Linked DNA regions of Homo sapiens: region 2 is linked to region 1. The links are chromatin loops, found by intact Hi-C in ENCODE. Cell type or tissue: natural killer cell. All regions are shown on one strand. Each heading gives the region's core, and the rest is flanking DNA. Links, peaks and the distances in the headings are about the cores only.

Region 1 (9,876 bases), core at 1,072-9,071:
TAAACATAGATTTACATTTGTCATATTTTCCAAAGCTGATACTACAAGGAGAGTCTTTTCCTAATCCTGTACAAAAACTAAATATTTATAGGATTAACACAGATTTTGTGCTTTGCATTAATGGTGTCCACTTGATATACACATCACTCATTGATCATACTAAAATTCTGAGACTAAATTTGAATTACCTGTGAATCATATTCAGAATTTAAGAAATATTAATGCATTCTACACTTGTAGCTTTGAAGTCTTGAGAAGATCAAAGAGACTGTTCAGCTGTGAAAACCTTCTTAAGAGCTTTCTAAAACTTTACACATCATACGCATTTCACATATAAGACAAGATTTAGGAGAATTTAGGTCACAGTGGTATAAATGTCAACTCATTTGCTTATAATATAAATAATGTAAATGTTCTTCTATAACAGCTATGATCAAATTCTGCTTTTTGATAAAATACAGAAGCAGATGGTCTGCTCAGGATGATTAAAGCTAAGTAAAGTATTTTAATATGACTAATTTAGGGAAAGAAGGAAGGAAGGAGGGAGGGTAGGTGGAAAGTTGAGAGGAAGGAAAGAAAAAGAAAAAGTTCTATTTAAATAATGATATTTATAGTTAGAAGAGCTAGTAATGATCTGGCCCAACAGATTTATTTTTTCAAGTGGGGAAACTGAGGCCTAGAGTTTAGAAGTAACTTGCCACTTTTTTTGTTTCTCTTTGCTATTAGTATACCACTTGTCTCATTATATATCCTAAATATATGGTATGATGTCCAAAACAATCAACCTGTCATCTACAATATTTAAAGAAAAAGCAGACTTTCTTAATCTAACTAGAATCCCAGGTTAAAGTATTTTCATTCTAGAAAAAAAAAAATTGGTACACAGTCACACATTGCTTAATGATGGAGATACATTCTGAGAACTGCATCATTAGGTGACTTTGTCATTGTGTGAACATCATGGAGTGTACATACACAAACCTAGATGGTATAGCCTAACACACATGTAGGCTAAATTGCTCCTAGGCTACAAACCTGTACAGCATGTTACTGTACAATTACTGTAGTCAATTGTAACACAATGGTAAGGATTTGTGTGTCTAAACTTATCTAAACATAGAAAAGATCAGTAAAAATGCAGTACAAAAGATTTTTTTAAATGGTATACCTGCATGACCTTTATTATGGATGGAGCTTGCAGAGCTGGAAGTTCCTCTGGGTGAGTCAGTAAGTAAGTACTGAGTGAATGTAAATGCCTAGAATATTACTGTATACTACTGAGGACTTTATAAATAGTGCACACAAGTTGCACCAGGCTTACCGTTTTTAAATTTCTTTCTTCAATAACAAATTAATCTTAGTTCCCTGTAAGTTTTTTACTTTATGCACTTTTTAATTGTTTTATCTTTTTGATTCTTTTGAAGTAATGCTCACATCAAGTAGAAGAGAAAATTATGCAATCAACAAATGTAGTAAACACAAGATGTATGGGCTTCTGCTGGTGTAACCGGGCATACTGCTCTACAGTAAACATTTTTTATAGGTAGAAGGAGTACATTGTAAAATAACAATTAAAAGTATAGTATAATAAATATGTAAAACAGTAGCACAGTCATTCATTGTCATTATCAAGTAGTATGTACTGTACATAATTGCATGTACTATAATTTTATATGAGTGGCAATGCAGTAGGTTTGTTTACACCAGCATCACCACAAACACGTGAGCAATCACCACCAACATGTGAGTAATGCATTGCTTCATATATGCAATAGAAATTTTTCAGCTTCATTATAACCCTATGGGACCACTGTTGTATGTGGTCCATCAATGACTAAAACACTGTGGAACAGCATGTAACTGTACTTAATAAACAAGGGAAAATAACAAACCTAAACTCAATCTCTAGATCTCTAACGAACATAAAAGTGGGAAATGTGTATTTACCCAAATATGTTGAACAAAAACCACGGATATAGACTGCATGCTTCCTTCAACCAGAGTTCAAGAAGAGAGGGTAAATTAATAGAAAGTAAGTAGGCTTTGGAGTTAAAACAAAATAATAATGATAATTAAATTTGAATTCCACATCTAATCCTTAATGATTATGTGTTATGGGGCAAGAAACATAACTAAACTGTCTTCATTTTCTGTCATTCTTAAAAGGAGTATAATAATGCCCATGTTATGCAGTTGTAGTAAAGATTATAGGAACTTACACATTTAAAAGTCTTAGTACAAAGCCTGGCACATAAAACAGCCTAGGGCTGTTTCTATCTAACTAAATCTAGAAATCAAGGTTCAGAGTACCTTCTCCCTTGCGCATTGCACACCCCTGACACATCCCATACACTGCACTTATATGATCCACTGCAGTGAGTTTCATTGGCATTAAAATTTTTCCTGCTAGTGATTCATTATGACATCCATATTATAGCTCATTTTGCATTAATCATAATTTAAAGAAGGTTTTTTTCTTTTACCTAATGTCAGATATGCTTTTTATCTCACATCAACGGACTGTTCTAGGCCTAAGTTCCTCCCATCTAATGTTCCTTGAACTAGGCCAACCTGTCTGTGTTCTTGGCCAGGCATTTGCTATCTTGATCATATCAGACTTGGATAATAACAGGATTTTCAGTAGCAGAGTTTCCAGGAACAAGCACCTCAAACAATGCTTATAAAAGCCCAACTGTCTATTACAGGAGTAAGTAAAGCAGTTCAATTTGATAGTTGTCTTTGGTTGTCCACTGAGCAGGAAAAACATAAACGTACAGGTCCTAATGAGGGAATTGCTAGCCCTTGCTACAATATTGGAAAAGAAGACAGCAATGGGAGACCACACTCCAATAATCTAAACTGCATTGGAGAAACAACTATCTGGTAAACTAAGATTTAGTAAACAATGACCTTGTAACATTTTTTACAAATGGGATTATTTCATTCCTCAGAAAAGCAAAACAAAACAAAACCAAAATGAGTGAACACGCACAAACGCTATGAAACACTATTCTGCTCTGCCTGCACTCTTAGTTCTTTTTCTTCTCTTAGGCAATGTTTTCAGTGCAAATTCACAAAATCATAGCCTAACCACTTCTTAACTTCAGACTTTAACGTGGTCCTAGCTATCTGGTGTTCTTTAAGCTTTGGAAACTTAGAGAATAGCACCACATCAATAGGCTCAAGTGTGTTACCTGTAGGGGACTTGACAGGTCAAAAAGCGATGGCTGTATAAGTAGAAAAGTTTATTTAGAGAGCAACTTCATTTTGTTTTTCCTGCCAGAGAGTCAGAAAGCAACCCAACCAGCTCACTTCAGTAAAACCTGAAAATCAAATGGGAAACCAGACAAATACAAGAATGCACTTTTAAACAGTCTGAGAGTTTCTGGACCTATTTTACATGAGGTTTCAAATGCCCACACCATGCTATTCAGAAGCAAAGGTAAACATTGCTCTACAACCACAATTGATGTCCTCTCAGTTCTCCAGTGGCAGTGCTTGCAGAAGCTGAGTGAGAGTGACACACAGACTCAGCCTGATCATCAGCCTTGAAGCAGTGACCTGGGCATGTCCCCAGCAGAGGGCCCCCTGCCCTAACTAATAAGACCGGGCTCCAGTAGCGGGATGAAGCATTAGCAGGTTATCACACTGAAAATGATGGGTAATTGCACTGGTTTTAACATATGGAATTGTGTCTTTTCAGTGAAAAGTGGATTTTCAGAGGGACTCTGAATGCTGCTTCAAATGACATCACTTCTTTTTTTCTTTTTCTTTTTCTTTTTTTTTTTTTTTTTTTGAGACAGAGTTTTGCTGTTGTGCCCAGGCTGGAGTGCAATGGTGAGATCTCGGCTCACTGCAACCTCTGCCTCCTGGGTTCAAGCTATTCTCCTACCTCAGCCTCCAGAGTAGCTGAGATTACAGGCGCACCACCACGCCCGGCTAATGTTTTCTATTTTTAGTAGAGACGGGGTTTCACCATGTTGGCTAGACCGGCCTCGAACTCCTGACCTCAGGTGATCCACCCGCCTCGGCCTCGACATCACTCCTTAAATGGCAAAGATTCCTTATGATGGATGGATGGACCCAGTGGCACCTTAGACAAGTGAAGGTGCACATAGTTCTTAGTGGAATCTGACAGCAACCTAACGCTGATTTGTCAACTGAGGCTGAGATATTATGGTATTGATCAGAGGGAATAGTGTCTGCTTAATGACATTGAAAACCAAATTACTTGGAGAATGGGATGCTTTAGTTCTTTGGACTTTTGTTTATCTGAGAAACCCTGATACTTCAACCCTTATGATCAGAATTCTTTGAACTTGAAAGAGCCCACTTTCCATCTGGGCTCCATTAGGAGTATGCTGAATATAACTAAATTAGACAATTTGGATTTGGCACAGATACTCGAATTGTCAGTAGTTGTGGATGAGGAAGTTACGAGGGATTGAAGCTGAGAAATACTGACCCCAGGACATACACCAAAAGGCCATTAATTCATTAAGCAAATAATTATTGAATATCTCTTCTCTGCCAGACATGGAGAACAGATATGTTTGAGGAGAGAAGGGGAGGAATTGACTAAATATTACACAAATAAATATTTAATCACGGACAGCTGTGTTCAATGTTATAAAGGCAGAGAGCAACAAGTGAAGTAAAGCAGGGAGCTTGGCGTCTGCCAGCAGTTGGAGAAGGCTTCCTTGGGGAGCTGACATTTAACCTAAAGCCAAGGAAGAGAAATAGCAGTTACAATTACTTTTATAGCAAGATTTCTGAATGTTTAACTTTTTATAATTTGATACCATTTCAAATATATTTAAAAATTGAAATTCTGGCTACATTGCTTTTCAGTTATTTGAGGTTTGAGCCTAAAAACACAAGGATCCCCAAAATGCTTAACACTTTTGGCGTTTTGGATTTGGAAAATATTTTTAAGTCCTTTGTTCTGAAATCTCTGTAGATTCAAGAGATAAAATAAATCTTGATTTATAGCAAGCACAGTCTTTTTGGAGCCATTCTTGGGGATTACAAATGCCATTTTATCTCAGAAGTTCCCTTTTCCTGTGATCTTTGTCTATGGAATCCTGGGAGAATTGTTCCCTATTGCCTTTCTTAGTTATAAATTGGCTTTAGCCAAGAAGAAAATTGCACATCTTCAGGAGATAATGCTCAACCCCTGTCTGATTCGATACTACAGCAGGTATTTGATTTCAATCCAAAATTTTTAACAGCAAGTATAGTAAATGTTGAAAAGAAAATGAAAACATAGCATAACTTCATTACTTTTATTTACAGTCATTTTGGTTTTGAAATAATCTTCTCTGGCTTCCTTCTTCAGTGTACAAGCATCTATCATGTTTTGAGTTTTTTTCTGTTTGTCTAGGTCTCTTAAATTCTACTTAAAAGTATTTTCTAGTAACTACACAGGAAAAGCATCTTCTCTAGAATTCCAGAAGATGGCAGCATAGAGCTACTGTTCCAGTCAACATGCCGCTTCATTTCTGATGAGCATAGTGAACAGTGATAAAGAGTGGTGAGTCCCTGATACAGGAGTTGAGCTGGGTGTGTAAGCCAAGTCCAACCCAAGTGATAAATACATCTCTAAACATTCCTGTGCATCTGCCAATGGGCGCTGAGAGTGAAAACTATAATATTACAAATAGCAAATAAAAGGAAAACATACTTCTTTCATGCTGGCTGGTTCATTTGGAAAGCTGTAAACGCTGGAAACTTACAAATTCGAATACTCTTTACTGGTTAGTAGGGGAAAGAAACTAGATTTAAATAAACTAAATCTGGGGGAAGTGCTTGGGGGAAGAGCTTAGGCTTAAACACTTCCCACAGATCAATTTGTTACCAGTAGCGATATTAAACATACCTAACAGATGGTAGGATGCAGGGCTTCCAGCCATCACAAAGTTGGCTGACCAGTCAGCACAGGAGACAGAGCTTCACCCCCTTACCACACTTTGGGGGTGGAATCTCATCAATTTTCCTTGAAGTAGCAAGAGCCCTGGAGTCTCATTGCTAGGAGGTCTGGAGGCCACTTCCTTCCCCTTCTCTGATGCCGTCTTTTTTGGCCCTCAATTTTCTCGCTTGTAAAATAGCAATAATAGGCCCTTCTCAGCTTCCTTTATAGGGCTGTGGTGGGGATCAAAGGAAGATAAGAACATCTCACCAGGTATCAAGTGATTAGCTGAGGCAGCAGAACTTGGTGACCTGACGGTGGGTTTTGCAGCCACCAAAGAGGGCTTGAATCCACTCCACACCATTAACTGTTTAACTTTGTACAAATTGCTCAAGCTCGCTAAGCCTTGATTACTGCACTGTCACATAGTTCTGATGATAAGAATTAACTTATAAGACTAGAAGATATTTAGTCTGCTTTCTCTCCTCAACAAATTTTAGCTGTTATTTATTAAGAAACATTTTGTTCATGAATTGTTTTTCAAATTTAATTTTCTATCTTATCCAGCAGACATGGAAAATCTATATTTAGCTGAATGGTTCTCTACTGTCACTTACCAGGAGAGGAAAGGTTCTGGAAACATGCATACATATAGGGAGTCAGGAAGAGAGACCAGACGGGGGAGTTTAGGGCTCAGATCAGACAGGTAGAGACTAGCTAGAGGCCCAGGAGAGCAGGAAGGGAGCAGGCATATGGCCAGTATGGAGAGGGCTCAGCTGGGCTGCAAGAGAAAATGAGAAGCTCACCACTTGTCAGAGATCCAAAGTTAGACTCTTAGCACCCATGTCTGGGAATGCAATGGCAATCTGAACAGAAGATGAAAAGTCCTGAAAAAAAAAAAAAACGGATCTATAGTGTTTAAGGCTCAGCAAGGAACAAATAATATTTTTAAATGTCCTAGATGGGCCAGGTGCAGTGGCTCATGCCTGCAATCCTAGCACTTTGGGAAGTGGAGGCAGGGGAGTGGCTTCAGCCCAGGAGTTCAAGATCAGCCTGGGCAACAATAGCAAGATCCCATTTCTACAATCAATCAATCAATAAAATTCTTAGGGAAAGGAAAGTAAAACCAGAAGTTTTCTTGGTGAATGCAGTAAAATGGAGCTAGAAAGGGGTCTGAAGATGGTCCAGGGTCTGCAGGCACTCCCAGGCCCCAGCACTGCCCTTTCCTGAGGGACAGTTGACCTCAGCAGCGTTCTTGTATGGGCCAGCAAGTGCACGGGAAGGCTGGAGGGAGGAAGGCTTTCCCCTTGCTTGCACCGCCACGGCAGTTGGTTAATAAAGCTCACCATACTAGAGGAGCTTTATAACAAACAGCTTGTTGTTCCTGTCCATCTTTTTCTCTGATGCTGTCAAACACTGTTTCCTACCTTTGGTCTCTGGTAAATGGTTGCTAACAATTTGGGAGTACTTATGAAACACTTTCCATAAGTGTTTAACCCTCACAACAACTCTATAGAGATTTATCAACCCCATTTCGTTCACAAAGAAAATGAGATACAGATCATCTAAATAACTTGCCCAATGCATGATATTTAGTAAATAGTGAACGAAGATGTGAACCCACAGAAAGACTGGTTCGGGAGCCCATGTTTCTAACTACACCAAGATGCAGGCAACAGCAAAGCTGCCCTATGGATAAGTGAAGTGGAAAGTGGGAATGGAAATGAAATAAGCGCTTTAAAATCCCTACTTCCACTCCCATCAACAGTCTACTGTACATTATTCCCTGAAAATAGCAATGCTATTAATCCTATCCTTGGATTAAATAAATTAACAAACAAGATTATTCATCACATTAAAAACCTAAATGTTGGTATACATGCTGTTCATTCAAAGTAAACATGTCTAGTATATGGAATCGTTCTTTTCCTCGTGACCTTTTGTTTAATTATATTGCAGAATGACCAAAAGATAGGAGTACAATAGTGATTCTCTATGTTAATCATTTTGTACAACACACTCTTAAACAACCATGAATATGGTTTTACATCTTTGTTTTTTCCAATTTTTTTCTAATTAAATTTATTAAACTTTAATTTTTCCTGTTAACTCTATTTGATTGGCAACCTCTGAGTTTCCTGTACCTGGATGTTATTGTCTTTTCCCAGATTTGGGAAATTTTTAGCCATTATTTCTTTAAGCTTACTAGTTTTTTTCTCTCTCTTTTTCAGAAAATTTTATTATATGAAGGTTTCTTATTAACTAGTTCAGTTATTATAGTCTATAACTAGTTCAGTTATTATAGTCTGTTTCTGGGCTTTCTTTATTTAATGTTTCTTTTTTTGTCAAACTTCTCATTTTGTTCATGAATTGTTTTTCAAATTTAATCTTCTATCTATATTTGTAATTTCCCAGGAGTTTTAAAGGGGATTATTCTGAATTCTTTGCCAGTCATTTTATAATTCTCCTTTTTGTCTAGGTTTATTACTTGAGTTTTATTCATTGTGCTATTGTTTTGGAGTTTTGGGGGGTAGGGTTATATTTCCCTGATTCTTCATATTCTTTGTATCCTTGCATTGATGCTTGCAGATTTGAAGGCCAACTCTTCCAGCCTTTGTATGTGCTCTTTGGTGGTGTTAGATTTTTTTTTTTTTTTTTTTTGAGACAGAGTTTTCGCTCTTGTTGCCCGGGCTGGAATGCAGTGGTGTGATCTCGGCTCACTGCAACCTCCACCCACTGGGCGCCTGGCTAATTTTTTTTGTATTTTAGGTAGAGACAGGGTTTCACTATATTGGCCAGGCTGGTCTTGAACTCCTGACATCAGGTGATTCGCCTACCTTGGCCTCCCAAAGTGTTGGGATTACAGGCGTGAGCCACCGCACCCAGCCTGATGGTGTTAGATCTTTACTATTTGATACTGGAATTTAATCGCTGACCTGCAGTTATTTCTCAATCTCAGGAAGGCTTAATGTGAGCCTCAGAATGTAATTACCGTACCAGAACTTAATCTCTGATCCCCATTTGCTTTCTGTTCTGGGGATAACTGTAAATACTGGAACTTCATTGCTGCACCTGAACTTAGCTGTTGACTTGCAGTTGTTTCAAGATCTGGGGAAGATTTAATGTAAGCACTAGAACTTAATTCAGGCCTGTAGTGTATGCTAGGTCTGGGAAAGTCTCTACAAAAGCACCCCAGCTATGTGGGAAAGGTGGCTAGGAACTCAGTCCTGGAAGATCTGTGGACCTGTGGACCACTGGCTGCTTTCTATGGTGTGGTGCCTCAGCAGACTGCACTGAAGAGGAGCTACCAAGATCTGTGTGCTGATGGCTGTGAGCCCCACCCCTATTCTTTGTCTCCAATTGACTCCAGGTAATTCAATCCGGCCACCACTCCGTGCTTCCCTTGAAATGAGATAGGAGTGGGCCTGCTGCAAAGGTTCCTAGATTGGCAGGGAAGCCAAATGTTCACCTTTAGTTCCCCTTTCCCACTGTAGAAACTGTGGCTCCAGGTGCATTCTTTGCGTGTGGTGCTCTGCCAGCTTGGGGAATGGGTTATCGTAGTGGAAGAGGTCTGTGCCTCCTACCATTAATCAGATGGTGGCTTTTCTCAGTTTTGTGGCCCAAGGGGGGTGTCTCTGCCTCTCTTCCAGCTTCTGGATTATTCAGGATGGCATGCTTGTCTGTGGATATTTACTAGTGGCACTTCTGTTGGGGAGAACGAAACTTATTCTACCATCTTGCTGAAATCACTCCTAATGATTTTATACATATTGAGATACACATTTAAACCTAATAATAAAACCTAGTAATAAACCTAATAATAAAAACCTAATAATAAAGCCTAATAATAAAAAATGGGCACTTATATTTTGTATGTCTTACATATTTGTTTATTTTACAAAAGTGTGCATCTCTAATGAATTAGTCACAGATCGTTAGAGAAACAATGCTGTTAGATGTACAAAGGT
Region 2 (9,876 bases), core at 578-8,577, 960 kb after region 1:
TTGACATAAGTATGATAACATAAAGCAATTTTAGAAAACTTGAGAGCAGCAATTCATTCAGTGGATAAAACAAATATTAATAAAATTTATCTAATTACATTTACTTCTTCTGTATTTCTGACTATAAAACTAGGTAGAGGGGGAAGGTGGAACTTGTTATGGTGGGAGAGCAAAGGACTTTTGAGCCCTCATAAATAAATAATAATAAAATATGAGAATATGGGATATAATTTCGTATCATAGGATACATAATGCAAGTCACACTATCTCATACTATGCATGGTTTAATTTTACCAAAAGAATAAGCCTTATTATTTTTCCCAGTAAGAGTCAGCAAATAACCTGTGGTTATGATTTGTTTTCTTTAAGCATGAGCTACTAAATAACACTTTGCAGTTGAATGACAATTTACACTCCTGTTGTCAACAAAAGACCAAATCCGTATAGAAATGGCATTCTTATTCCATAATGATATATTTATTTGGTGTCATTGGACTTTGATCAATATCATTTTCTCAAAACATAGAACTCCTTTCTCGTGACTAAAAGAACAGCTTATATCAAGTCAAGTCTTCTAGTCCTAGTATCAGAATTTGATTATATGTTCCTGAATTTGTATCTAACTTTCTTCTTCCTTTGTGAAATCAAAATTATCTCTAGAGTGTTTTTAATCAAAAACAGTTACTAAATAAGAGATAATGAATGTGATGTGTTTATCACGCCAACAAGGTTTTATTACATCAAATGTTTGTAACATTTCAATGTGAAAATTTTTTTACACTTATTTGTTATTAAGGTCTCATTATCTGTGAGATAAGTCACAAAAAAACAAAGAGGTGAATGAGTTCAAGAACGCATGGAGGGTTTGTTAGTCTTAGGCACAGGAATGGGCTTTTGCTTAATCTCACAATTGCATGGGTTTAGCTCTTTCTGTCTGTAAACATTAGAAAAGATTTTAGCCACAAGTAAATGAAAACTTGAGTTACAGAAGTTCAAATGAATCAGGGTGTATTTTTCTCAAATTTTTTTTTAAGTCTTGAGTAAAGCAGCTTTAGTGTTGGTTTAACAGCTTGATTGTAGGGTTAATGTCTCTGAGATTCTTTGGGCCTTTCCTTCATCCTCGCTACCCTGTGGTCCAGGATATCTACCCATGTCCAGTTATGTTATTTGCATTCAAAGCCATAGCAAAAGGACAGGGGACCAAGACACTGAGCCTGTTGTCTTTCAAGAAATCAAACGTTTTTCTATTTTAACTTCCCACTGTCCTGTATGGCTACATAGCAGGCAGAAAGGTATTGAGATTTTTCTAGCATCTAAATGCAGAGGTGAGCAAAAGAGAGAAGAATTGAGAATAAATTTTGGATTTGCAAACCCACGGTGCCTACCATAACTGTTGATTCTCAATCTTTTTTGAACAAAAAGCCACACAGTAACTACCTGTTAAAAAGACTCTATAGACTGCCAATTCAGAGGAATGATAGTTTGAATTTGTAATCTCTCTTTACTGAACAGACAGGGTATTATAATTGGTTATATTTCTACCACATATACTGGTTGAATTTATGACATTATCTACATATTTACGTAATTTCTCCCCTCCAGGTCTTTAATCAAACATCACTTTCTCAGTGAGACTTTCTATGGCTATAGAAAACATACACTTATGTATACTTATATATCCACAAAGTGGCTGTTAATTGATTATTTATTGGACTTGGAATTGGTGGGTCAAATCCGTATAGTTTTAAAGATCAAAAGAGACCTGTTCCTCTTATCCCATTTTGTGACATGCAAACTTGACAGTAAGGAAGCCAAATAAACCTACCAAACTAAAAGCTCTTGATACGGAGGCTGTGAAAAGTATGATGTATTTTCTTTGTCAATCACTAGATTTTATTGAAGATCTAAAAGGTCTTAGCACAATATTAGGTACTTGGGATATAATTTAGACATTAGGTATTCTCTATGTCTTCAGGAGATGAACAGTTATTGACTACTTACAACTTGACAAATGGACCACCCCTCAAAAACGTCAGGGGCCTACTTTCTAATATAGAAATTTATACGCCTTGAGTAGGAATACTTTTACTTTCTGCTTGGCTGATATTGCTTTCATAACTCTGAAATTTGACTCATTTTGCTAACATACTTGATGTTAACATTTTAGCCTTATATATTTATAAAAATAATAGTTTGAATTACTGTCCCATAGAAAGAAATGCAAGCAATTTAAAATATGCTTCCCCTCAACTCAAATTTTGTCATTAAAATTCAATGAAGCTTCTTCATGATCCTATAAGTTATCTTAAATACTAACTGCTTACTGCTCTTAGCATCTTGGGAAGAAAACCAATGGGGTATTGCTGAATTTTTTGGAGGCATGCCATTGAAACAATTGTAAAGATATGTTCAAACAAGGGCCTCCAAGGTCAGGTCTATGCTTATTTTATAAATTTGTTTCAATGATCATAGTCTGCTCTCTGGGTCATATAATTGATTAAAAGATTGTCTCCCATCTGGCCTATGTACCTGGTAGGCTGCCACCAACTAAATTGATATCCCATAATGAAATCCATACCATTTTAGGATCACTATAGTTAACCATAATGTATGATATAGTTTCAAATAGCTAGGAGGAGGATATTGAACGTTCCCAACACAAATAAATGATAAAGCTTTGAGATAACAGATATGCTAATTACCCTCATCTAATCACTATATATTATAGGTATCCAAACATTACTATGTACCCCATGAATATGTATGAATATGGCAATTATTATTCGTCAATTAAAAAAATACAATTAGGCCAAAAAAATTTAAAAAAATTTTTTTTTAAAGAAATGGTAAGTTTTAATTGTGAGCCAGTCTATATTCTAATACATTAAGGGATCCTTTTAGAGAGTGTTGGGTGGTCAGATGAGCTAGTATTGTACAGGCTCACATAAATTGGCATGTATTTCATAGCTTCATGCTTGTGTTGGACCTATTTTCAGGGTGGTTTTTCACAGCGCTACTGTAATTAGCATGCAAAGAACATAAAATCTCTTTATAGTGAAGTTTTAGTTCAGTCAGTTAGATTAGTCTCAGCCCCAAGAGTAAGAGATTCTTTTGAAGACCAGTCATCTTTAAAAAGAGATAGAAAACAAACCCAGGGGAGAAACCCAAGTGTTCAGCCTAGGTGATAAACCTTTCTCATAGACAGATATAGCACACATACACACATTTGCAGGCATTTCATGGCATACAAGAAAGTGTCTCTGTAATTCATGGTAAACCTTTCTCATAGATAGATATAGCACAGATACACACATTTGTAGGAATTTCATGGCACATAAGAAAGTGTTTCTGTAATTCACGGATTAGCATGAAACAATTAGTAAAATAAAGATAATATCAAAACATAAAAATTAAGTTCATTATGTATATTTAGAGTACATAGACATACACAGATCTCAACATTGAATAACCACATGGAGATAAAAGAACTTTTTACAATTTGCGTATCACCTTTACTTCCAGGAGACAACTCATTTGCTCTTACGTTAACATATGACAAAGCCTGATGTCCAAGAGGAGGAAGGCTATAAAGACTTTTGCCTATTTACTCTCATCATCATTGTCACTACACTATAAATGGACTGACATTGAATATCAATTAGAGTTTCAATTTCATTAGTTACTTGTAAATATCATACATCATTTGTTAAACATATTTATCTTCATGTAAATATGTAACAAGTGATGTATAGTATATTTAATATTTGGGATAAAGTATTAACAAATTATTTTACTAACTTTATAAACAGATTACAGAATACTTTTGTGGAATATTCTCTAGGTGCCATTGATTATGCAGACCAAGTTAACATTATTAATAACACCAGATAAATTGTACTGAGTTCAGATAACTTCAGACACAGAAGAGCTGGGAGCATTGTACAATTTCCATCTTCTATAAGGCTGCTATGTCTATGAATGCAATTTTTTAAAATGTGTTAGGTGAAACCTTGAGAATCAAAAATAACTATAGTCACAGTAAAAATCCCAACATTACACTGTGATTGAAAGGCAGAAACTGAATTTTATGAAAACGTGCAATTCAATTAATGTAAGGTTAAGGAATTAATTGGTTCAACTCCATGTATTTAGTCAGAATGAGGCCCAGTGGTTTGTCTGTATGAGCTAAATCCATAACTGGTTTGGGCTGTAGTTTGGCACCACCTGGTGGCTGTTGCCCATTTTGAGTTAAATCCTAAGGGGGATGATTTGAGGTCTTGTGGATGGGTAGACCTTGACCCTCAATGTTTCCCTATCGGACCTCATTTCTTTGGACTCTCTGTCCACTCTTTCCCACCTCCATAAATACCTAGAACTATCAACTTCTCTGACACTTGATGAGGAATAGAATTCCATTATCAACTGTATTATATACAATTTATGTTATCAATTGTGGCATGCTGACATGAGTTTTAATATTTGAGAGTTTCAAATTAATAGTCAGTTTTACTAAAGGATTAATTTTCCTTAGACCTTTTAGTTCATCTATGTTTTATTAACTTATAAGTAATATTTAGATAAAAATGAGAGTAGTTTATTTCATCTTATTTAAAATTAATGGTTAACCCAAGTTAAGCAGTTAATGTTTCCTAACCAGTAGTTCCTGCTTACAAACTTAGTGAAGTACATTCTCTTAAACACACTAAACTAAATTTTATAAATTAAATATACATATATTTAAACATGATATGAAATGTTATTAATCTAATAAATAAATTGACATAAGCCAGGAACTGAGTTCCCATAAATATTACAGTTCAATTTACAAAAACATCCTATTTACTCACAGCTAAAAACAACAAAGCTAATATATCAAATTCTTTTTATTATTACCAGTATTTAAATAAAATACACAGATTGCAAATTTAACATAAAATATTAATACTTTAGGATTGATTAACTATTTTATTTACACATATTTCCTTGCCAGTCCACTGCTCCAGAGAGTTCTCCATGAAGTAATCATTTAAGTCTTCTCAACAATGGCTCAATTGACTGATGTGACTAGGTTAGAATATGGAGGTCAAGTATACTTATCAGTTTGAGCTTGAAATAGGGACACAAATTCTACCAGAATGATTTTCACAAAGTCTTTCTTATAATCCCTATGCCTCTATGCCTTTCACCGAGAATTTGGCTTTGCATTCTCTCTCCCCATCCAATGCTCTGTAACCTCTTTTAAGTTTTAAGCATGATTTTGGCTGATGCAATTTTGCCCTCAACCCTAGGTTATTGAATTTCCCCCAATATCTGTCTCGCTAGCAGCAGCTCTATTGTCATGCAAGTGATATGCTATGGACTCTGGCAGCCTTTTCATGCTTTTCTTGCTCTTCACTGGCCACAGATGTGTGGGACTGACAACCTCACTGAATACATATTTAAAGAATGACTTTTGAACGAATCTAAGGAGAACATATTATCTATTTGATAGATAGTTCAAAATACATTCATTTAGTATTTTGCTTCAACATGATTCACTTTGAGACTGAGACTGTTACTCCCATACACCCAAATTTATCTAACAATACATATGGACATCAATAAATTGTTGTAAGTTGAGAGCCCTGAATGCCAAATGTTATGAAGAAACTAGAAAAGACATCTCTCCTCACTCTCACACCCCACACAATCAGATGTCTCCAACTTGAGACTTAATTGCAATGTCACAAAGGCAGTTATATATTTCCTAGTGAGGAACGCATTACTTTCTTACACCCTATAGCCAAGCTATTGGTATAACCAGGTTATCGTTCCTCCAAAGAAGTGAGACTGATGTCCTAAGTCCTCTTATCTCCCCCAGAAGGAATTGCAGAATAATGGTGTCTATGACAATGTATTTTTAATTATTTGGGATATAAAGAAATATTTGTTAATTTACATTTTATAAATATATATGTATATATACCTACATCAAAAAAATCCATCAAACAAAATTTTTAGGCAAAGAGTAAGTCATATATTCTTGCTTAAGGCAGATTGTCAAGGAATACAGCAAAGTTGGAAATATTTGCCTTACAAACAATGAAGCCATAGTTTCTTAAACCATACTTATTCCATAAGAATAAAAAAGTCATGGCAGACATCAGATCCCATTTGAGTTTCTGCTGAGGGATTATAAAATCAATGCTGACATTAACAGATCTTCATTCATCTGTATGCTGCCATTTAAGGTACTATTGAGGAAAAAACCGAAAGCAGAAAATAAGAATATCCTGTGAAAGCTTATCTATGCTCTGATTATCTTTGTAAAAACTCCCTTTCATTGACTGCAGCTAAAGTAACATGAACAAAGAAAAATTACCCCAACTTTGAAAGACAAATTAATCTTCTGAGACAGTATTGGTTAATGTCATTGTTAAAAATAACCAATCAGCCAGTTCTAGACAACTGGTGAAGACAGCAGTAATGTTACCAGTTGCAAACTTAAAATCAGAAAGTAACATGTCCTTAAAAACAACTGTATTAAGCAAGTAAATATGTTTATTTGCAAAATCGGGAAATATAGAAAAGAAAAAAAAGTTAGGTTACTTAGTACTATTGCACAGAAAGAACTCCTATTAACCATTTGGTGTAGGCTTATATGGGCACCCTTTCTTACATAGAGAGGTTTAATTGACTCACAGTTCCACGTGGCTGGGGAGGCCTCAGGAAACTTACAATCATGGCAGAAGGCAAAGGGAAAGCAAAGACCCTCACATGGTAGCAGGAAAGAGGGAGCTAGCAAGAGCAGGGAAAACTGCCTTATAAAACCATTAGATCTCATGAGAACTCATTCACTATCATAAGAACAGCATGAGGGAAACCACCCCATGATCCAATCACTTCCCACCTGATCACTCCCTCAATGCATGGAGATTATAGAGATTACAATTGAGAAGAGATTTGGGTGGAGACACAGCTCAGCCGTATCAAAGGGAAATCAAAGCAGGGTAATTAATTAAAAGTCTACCTATAGGTCAAATATCCCAGTTTTCTCTCCACATCCCCTTTCCAAATGCTTGTAATGCAGCATTTATTCCCAGGAAAAATTAACAGGGCTCTTTTTGACAGAGATAAAATTACCTGTTTGGGAATTATGATTCCTAGGATAGATGTTGGCACTCTACTCTTTCTGGCATGTGCATTCCACTCAGCTTATAGTTTTGTCTCCATCCTCTCACCCTAAAGTTAAGCATTTTATATCTATTTAGCCTCTCTGATTTTCCTTCAGTGTATAGGTAAAACTCCTTAGTCAGGCGAGACTCACAACTACAGTTTGAACGTCTGTCCCTCACAAAGCTCATGTTGAAATTTTGTCCTGAATGTTGGATGTGGGGCCTAGTCATGAAAGGTTTGGTGCAACCCTTACAGGAATGAGTGAGTTCTCACTCTATTAGTTTCTGTGAGAGCTGGTTGTTAAAAAGAGTCTGGTACCTCCCTCCTCTTTCTTTTGCATCTTCTCTCAGCATGTGATCTCTGTTCACACTGGCTCCTTTTTGCCTTCCGTCATGATTGAAAGCAGTCTGAGGCTCTCACTAAAAGCAGATGCTGGTGTCATGCTTCTTTTCCAGCCTGCAGAAACAAGAGCTAAATAAAACTCTTTAATTAATAAGTTATTCAGTCTTGGGTATTCTTTTACAGCAATACAAAACAGACTAAGACACTCACATATTCAAAAGAAGAAGAAACCACAGCAATTTCCTAGAAAAGTTAACCCAGAAGCACGGCATGTTTTATATATGAAGTTGACTAAGATCTTGAAATAATAGGATACAGCACACTTTTAAGTTCAATATGCATTACTAACATTCTATCTCTTTCTTGTGTCTAGATAATCAATAAAACATGAAAGAAAGCCCTGATTTGTAGTGTTTGCCAACTTCTGTGATGTAAGTACTTCCACCCTTGGAGATTTCAAATGATCATTATGACATCTTTGAATACAGAATTGGGAAGAAATGCACAGAAGTACATCATTATATTGTATTCACAATATAGAAAGAATAGGAGTAAATAACTTCAAGATCATCAATAATAAAATGTAGTAAAATGATTAACAAGTAATGAATATCTTTTTTTCTAATGCATTTTATTTAATTTTAAGTGCATGTAATATGATGTTTAATAATGACCATATTTAGCAACTGGCTCAAACAATTTCTGATAATTTAACAATGAGCTTTTGGGAAATAAGCCAGTTTCCCCACACGACTGCACATTAGAGATTTCACTCTTGCTGGTAGCTCTTTCAGAAATATTCTCTTACCACCACTTTGAATACCTTGTTTAACTCTCATTTCCTCTTTATATATTCATTTTAACTGTTTATTAACCACCCCATTGATAGACGTTAGCTTTTTTAAAATTTATTTTTTAATTAACAAAAATTATATTAGCAAAAACCGTGATTACTTTTTCATCAACCTGATACATATTTATCATATTTTTATATATGTATACATTGTGGAATGGCTAACTAAAGCTAATTAACATATACATTACCTCACGAACTTATTTATTTGTGATGAAAACACTTAAAATCTACTTTCTTAGCCGTTTTCAATTGTACAATATATTGTTACTAACTCTAGTCACCATGTTGTACAACAGATCTCTTGAACTAATTTCTTCTATCTAATTGAAATACCGTATCTTTTGATCAACATCTTCCCAATCCCCCCAACCTTCACCTTTTTGCCAACCCCTGGTAACCACTATTCTGCCTTCTACTTCTATGAGTTGGTCATTTTTAGATTCCACGTCTGTGTAAGATAATGCAGTACTGACTTGTCTTTTTGTGCCCGGCTCATATCACTTAGCATAACATCCTCTAGGTTCATCCATGTTATCACAAATGACAGGATTTCCTTAAGAATGAATGATAATCTATTGAATATATAATATATACCACATTTTCTTTATTCATTTGTCCATTTATGGATGCTTAGGTAACTTTCATATCTTGGCTTTTGTGAATAATGTTGCAATGAACATAGGAACGCTGATTGTATTTCCTTTGGATATATATCCAGTGGTAGGATTGCTGCATCACACTGTAGTTCTATTTTTAACTTTTGGAGAAATCTCCATACAATTCCCATCTCATAATGAAGCCCTTTCTCATCACATTATTTAACACTGCAGCATATCCCCATCCCTTCCCTTGCACACTCCTTTCTACTTAATGTGCTCATTATCTCTATACAGTTTCTCACCTAAGATATACTATGCTATTTCAGTTATTTGTTCATTCATTCATTAGTTTAAGTTTATTTATATTTTAACTCCCCATTTAAAATATAAGCTCAATAGAAAAAGAAATCTTTGTCCTTTTCAGTATTGTGGCTAAAACAGAGATTCCGCAATTTCAACTCATGTTACTTCTTCAGTGAATTTTTTAAAACTTTCAAACATTCTTAAGTGCCACTTAAATCAATCTTCCTGTCTGTCCTTCATTCTGCTTATAAATGCCCATTGTCTACTACGTCAAAACAAATTGTTGAAAAGGTTAAAAATTCAAATCTTTTTCTATGAACTTAATTAAGAAAAAAATATAGATTATTTGATTAAATTCACCTAAATTGTTCTTTAGGAGATTTTATGTGAAACAAGTCTGAGTGTGTCAATATAATCTGCATTTTCAGATAGCAGTTAAAATTAATATAATCATAATCATGGCGGTTGAAATCTTGTCATCAGATTTATTATCTGAACACAAGTAAATTGGTTATTCTTTGTACAGAATTGCTCTTACCGAGCTCCTAATGGCTTGACTGGATGCAGTCAGAGCCCATAAATGTCCATTCATGACTCAACCAGGTTCTGCATTTGAATCTG

Evidence for each region. Peaks named below come from ENCODE experiments on the same cell type or tissue, not always from the same donor. Only the 100,000 strongest peaks of a DNase experiment are listed, where the experiment ranks them.
Region 2: it touches region 1 in a loop (30-fold over the local background); 28 of 110 quality-filtered maps call a loop at or near these places.

The regions. Positions count from the first base shown.
Region 1 is chr2:138,823,220-138,833,095 of GRCh38, reverse strand. No RefSeq gene overlaps it. Among named protein-coding and RNA genes, the nearest start is that of NXPH2, 48 kb to the right of the region's middle. In natural killer cell, for the core only: CTCF peaks have their summits at 5,237 and 5,436 (motif pointing right); DNase peaks (open chromatin) are centred at 3,585 and 5,475.
Region 2 is chr2:137,860,494-137,870,369 of GRCh38, reverse strand. No RefSeq gene overlaps it. Among named protein-coding and RNA genes, the nearest start is that of HNMT, 99 kb to the left of the region's middle. In natural killer cell, for the core only: no CTCF peak of the experiment used is centred there; a DNase peak (open chromatin) is centred at 4,219.